2 separate regions of the Homo sapiens genome follow, and region 1 is linked to region 2. Evidence: read pairs that join two places in POLR2A ChIA-PET (ENCODE). Cell type or tissue: PC-3. All regions are shown on one strand. Region 1 overlaps IQCJ-SCHIP1 (IQCJ-SCHIP1 readthrough). Region 2 overlaps RARRES1 (retinoic acid receptor responder 1).

Evidence for each region. ChIA-PET counts read pairs that join two places held together with the same protein. Peaks named below come from ENCODE experiments on the same cell type or tissue, not always from the same donor. Only the 100,000 strongest peaks of a DNase experiment are listed, where the experiment ranks them.
Region 1: POLR2A ChIA-PET joins it to region 2 with 5 read pairs; 1 of 35 experiments calls an interaction of 5 or more read pairs at or near these places.

Annotation. Positions count from the first base shown.
Region 1 is chr3:159,813,112-159,815,611 of GRCh38, forward strand. The region is part of intron 4 of IQCJ-SCHIP1 (IQCJ-SCHIP1 readthrough); the gene reads left to right. All of the region lies in intron 2 of SCHIP1 (schwannomin interacting protein 1), which reads left to right. All of the region lies in intron 1 of LOC101928351 (a long non-coding RNA gene), which reads right to left. Among named protein-coding and RNA genes, the nearest start is that of IQCJ-SCHIP1-AS1, 46 kb to the left of the region's middle. In PC-3, no CTCF peak of the experiment used is centred here; a DNase peak (open chromatin) is centred at 1,290; H3K4me3 peaks cover 1,107 bases; H3K27ac peaks cover 2,462 bases.
Region 2 is chr3:158,721,990-158,724,489 of GRCh38, forward strand. The region is part of intron 1 of RARRES1 (retinoic acid receptor responder 1); the gene reads right to left. Among named protein-coding and RNA genes, the nearest start is that of RARRES1, 9.2 kb to the right of the region's middle. In PC-3, no CTCF peak of the experiment used is centred here; a DNase peak (open chromatin) is centred at 1,252; H3K4me3 peaks cover 427 bases; H3K27ac peaks cover 2,500 bases.

The sequences.
Region 1 (2,500 bases), 1.1 Mb after region 2:
TTACGTTGGGGACCAAGCTTCAACATGAGTTTTGGAGGGAGCTGACCATATTCAAACCATAGCAGCTATCTATTTTGTACTCACTATTGTGAAACACTGGCTCTAGTTTTTTTTTACTTTACAAAGCATTTTCAATTCACCATCTTATTATTCTCACAGTAACACTGGAGCTTGGGTAAAATAGGGCTTTTTAAAATTCCCGTATTGTAAATCATGAAACTAAGATTCACAGAAATTAAGTGATGTTTGTAATTGTATACGTCCATAAGTGGCAGTTCTGTGATTGCTGAGTGCAGTAGCTCACACCTGTAACCCCAGCACTTAGGAAGGATCTCTTGAGCCCAGGAGGCAGGAGGATCTCCTAAGCCCAGGAGTCTGAGACCAGCCTGGGCAACCTGGGGAGACCCCGTCTCTACAAAAGTTTTAAAAATTTGCCATGTGTGATGTGCTCCTGTGGTCCCAGCTACTCAGGAGGCTGAGGTGGGAGGATCACTTGAGGCCAGGAGTTCGAGGCTGCACTGAGGAGCGATCACACCACTGCACTCCAGCCTGGGCAACAGAGTGAGACGCTATCTCAAAAAAAAAAGAAGAAGAAGAAGTAAAATTAGGAGTTCAGGCTCCAAATCTCTTACTCTTTCCTCTATATCTGTATTGATTATTGATCACTTCCTTAAACCCTGCTAGGATACAAGAGAAATATAAAACTTTTGGAAAGCTTTATAGGTACCAAGATAAAACTAATATGAAGCATAGTAAAGCTAGGGTTAATATAATGGAGGCCACAGCCCAGACTCTAGATTCTAGCAGCATCTATAGAAAACAGACAACTATCCAGACCTGAGAGTTGAGTGGGAAACACGCCCTGAGCAATGCAGAAGATGTTGTCAGGCAGCCCAGATCTACAACACTCCCTCCACCCGCTTCCAGGAGGGAAGGACTTCCTTCTTCAGCTGCTGGTAATGTTGGCAGCTGACAGTGCTCAGCTGAGACCCTCTTCGGGATTGCCTGTGGCTGAGGAGAACTAGGATGCCCAAGGTAGGAGCAGTAGCAACCCATATCCAAAGACAGGTTGATGCTGGGACATGAAGGCCTGGACCTTTCACCCGGCTTGGATCCACTTTGAACGCCCAGCCCCGTTGCAGAGCATCCTCCTGGATCAGTCAGGCTTTTGTTTGCAGCTGCATCAGAATTCAGCCTCTCCCTCTGCCCTGTTTTACTGCCTGTATTCCCTCACAGGTGTTGCCCCAGAGCACTCTGAATAAACTTCCTGCCTGTGAATCTCTACCAGAGAGTCAGCTTCCTGCACCCAGTGCTCTATAAGGTTTCTAGGCAACAGGAAATGCCCTAAAGGCCAGAATTCCTCTCGCGGGTATAGCAGAGAGTAAACAGAGTAGTGTTTTGTAGTGGCTACAAAAGAAAAGGGCAATGGTGGTGGACTTTAAAAGACAGGATGAGCTGTCAGCCCTGATGGGGAGCCCCCAGAAAGCTGTAGCTGGCCCATGTGCCGCACATTTTGCCGAGTAGGGATACTGCCGAGCCCCCGATGTTCTGTTTGTAAAGTGGGTGTGTAGCCCAGGTATCAGCTCTCATCTTCACTGCCAACTGTCCTCTTCAGCTGCAGTCCTATGAATTGGGCCCTGAAGCTGGAACCGGAAGATCTGATTTTAGATCTCCCTTGCCAATTTTGTGGCTTTGTGATTCTAGAAGTTGTATTTCTCGTTTGAAAAATGGGTATGCTTTGAGGATTGAAATGATCCTAATTTCAGGGGCTCTTCATGAGTGTCATGCGACAGGAGGATTTCATGGTCAAGTAAGTCTGGGTGACACTAGGCCAAACTAAGTTTAATTGATTTCTGAGGATTTCTCAGTCTTTTATATGTTGCTTTTCCTTCTGAGTTCCTTAAGGAGGGGGTGTAATCCAAATCATCTGAACCCATCAGGAAGACTTCTTGCTGCGGACACCCTCCATGGAGCATTAATAAGCCTGGATCTTGCTGGAGTCATGTTGAGAAGACCTGTCCCATCCCATAATGGACAGTTAACAAATTTAAAATTAGACTCTCTTGATTACCGTGGTCTGCACTGCCCTAACCTTAAACCAAGTTAGGAGTCTCAGAAATATCGGAAGAGTTCCCAGTGATGCTGGCACTCATGATCGATGTGTTTTTGGTTATTTACATTTGGTAAGCTGTAATTTACCTCAAGGATACCTCCAAATCTGTGTTCAAGACATGTATGTTTTAAAGAATGTTACTCTCTCAAGCTTTTAGACTGGGGAGAAACGTGGCTTTCCAAGGCATACACTCTCCCTTGGAACAGTAGTAGCCATCATGTGTTGGAACTTATAGTTGACACCTTGGGGGGATGAAATGATATGTTGAAAAGGACGCCGAAGGTGTGTCTGGGCTGTGGGAATAAGAGTGCTATGATGCATTAGTGATGTCGCCCATTAACAACAGCATTCTCCACCTTCATTTTAGACCACAGTTAAGTTTACCAT
Region 2 (2,500 bases):
CTGAGGCAGAAGAATCACTTGAATCCAGGAGGTGGAGTTTGCGGGTGAGCCGAGATGGCATAATTGCACTCCAGCCTGGGCAACAAGAATGAAACTCAAAAAAAAAAAAAAAAAAAAGAGTATCCAGAAGGAACACGAAGAAGGCAGTTTGGACTAAAATAATTTTTAAAGAAAATTCCCTCCTTGCTTCCTGTTAGATGGATAACTACTTTGTTTTATAATGACATTTGTATATGCACCAAGAAGTTAAAACTGTTCATTCTAATAGCACCTCTACAATGTCATGTCCTGTTTTCAGTGAAAGCTGTTTATACTAAACCACAAAGCTTTGTTTTCATGTTAATGGATCAAAGATTTTTCTTCCAGTAGGTGTCTGCACTATCTTTACATTAGGCACTACCCACTTTTTTTGAAATATTGCATAAAATCACCAAAATTGCATAAAGTCAATTTGAAATATTAAAATATTTAAATATTTTCCAATATTTGAAAGATTGGGTAAAGTCATTGAAATATTGGGTGTGTTAGAAATGAACCCAAGGAACTTGATGAGGGACAGAGAATGGGTATTTATGTATTCTAAGAGCACATTTAAAACATCAAACAATCCTGGCCGGGCGCTGTGGCTCATGCCTGTAATCCCAGCACTTTGGGAGGCCGAAGTGGGCGGATCACGAGGTCAGGAGATTGAGATCATCCTGGCTAACATGGTGAAACCCCATCTCTACTAAAAATACAAAAAATTAGCTGGGCGTGGTGGCGGGCGCCTGTAGTCCCAGCTACTTGGGAGGCTGAGGCAGGAGAATGGCCTGAACCCGGGAGGTGGAGCTTGCAGTGAGCCAAGATCGCGCCACTGCACTCCAGCCTGGGCGACAGAGTGAGACTCCATCTCAAAAAAAAAAAAAAAAAATCTAACATCCCCTTTAAACTCTCTCAAAACACCACAAAAACGTGGAGCAAATAAAAGAGCAGGGATGGTGTCCTGGAGAAACCTCGCTGTGCACCACCCCATGGAGGAGTCTCCAAAGACATGATTCTGCCCAAAGCTTCTCTACAGAAAACACTTCCCATTTTTCCCCCTCTCTGCAGTGTCTGTCATTGGTTGCTAAGCGCTGGTCCTTCCTGTTGTGTTAGTGCCGGTTGTGACAACGTTAATTTCCTGTTCTCAGGCTGGCAGTGGGTGGGTGGGGACGAGCTCACAGGTAATTCCAGTCTCCCTCCACGCATCTTGGGACTCACTGGTCTAACAGACTCAGCTCCTAAATGTCGCCTCCAGCATTCACATTTGATAAGAAAACATAAATGTCAGGCTATTCCAGTAAAAGCAAACTTCGTCATTTTATAAGGTTACTTTTATGAGTCAGGCTTGGTTGGAGATAAGTAAACAACTCATTTGTGCATAGAAATTGCTGTGCTATCCTTATGTTCCAGATGGAGACAGCATCAGTATATTATATTATACCCTGGAATCATTTTATTGCATTTTCCTTCTCTCGGGCAAGGCCAGATAAAGCAAATACAGTTTATGGAACAGAAGTCAGTTACCTTCTGATCAGGCCCAGGCAGTGGGGCCCAAGGAGCTCTTTGCGTGCGAATGCTTTGCTTTCTCAGGCTAAGTAGCAATGGAGAGGAAAGCCAGAATACTGTGTGTCCTCTCTCTCAGCCAACCCTGGGTCCCACGTTCTTGATTTGGGGTAGGAAGCGAGTGGAAGTGGCCAGAGGCAGCTGCCCCCTCCAGGTCCCCTCTGGCCTCAGGTGGGGATAATCAGAAAAGGCTGGTTGAGAGCAGGACATGAGGCTTCAGGTCTCCTTTTCTCCTGCTGGGAGCAATGGGAATGGGCTGGGTCCTGGCCTGTCTCCCTGTTCCAGGTGCCTCAGTGATTTCAGCACCCTTCCAGCTACCTTCATTTAATTTAACAAATATCTAATATTTGTCTCTAGCAGGCCATGTGCTAGTGCAATGAAGGAGATAGAGACATGATATAATACCTTGCGCCCTGTAGAAGCTGACCGTCTCGTTTGGGATAGGCAAGCACATGGGCAGAGTGGAAAGAAAATTGGCTGTTCAGGAGCTTTGACAAAGCAGCCTATGGTCGAGTACTGAGCTAGAGAGGAGAGGGCAGGTGGGTTCACATGTGAGGTTAGCAAGGCTGCAGAGGTCAGCAAGACAGGAGGTGGGAGCAAGAGCTGCATTTTCTGGGTACCGGCATATGTCGGGCAGAATGGTAAATATTTGCAGGAGCTCACAGCCAGCCTGGACACGGGGTGTGGTAGGCTGAATAATGCCCCCCCACAGCCCTTGCCCGAAGATGTCCACTGCCTAATCCCTGGCATCTGTGACTATGTTATTTTACATGGCAAAAAGGATTTTGCCAATGTGATTAAGGATCTTGAGATGGGATTATCCTGGATTATTCCTGTGGGCACAATGTAATCACAAGGGTCCTATGAGAAGCAGACAGTAGTGTCATAATCAGAAGATGCTATGCTGTTTGCTTTG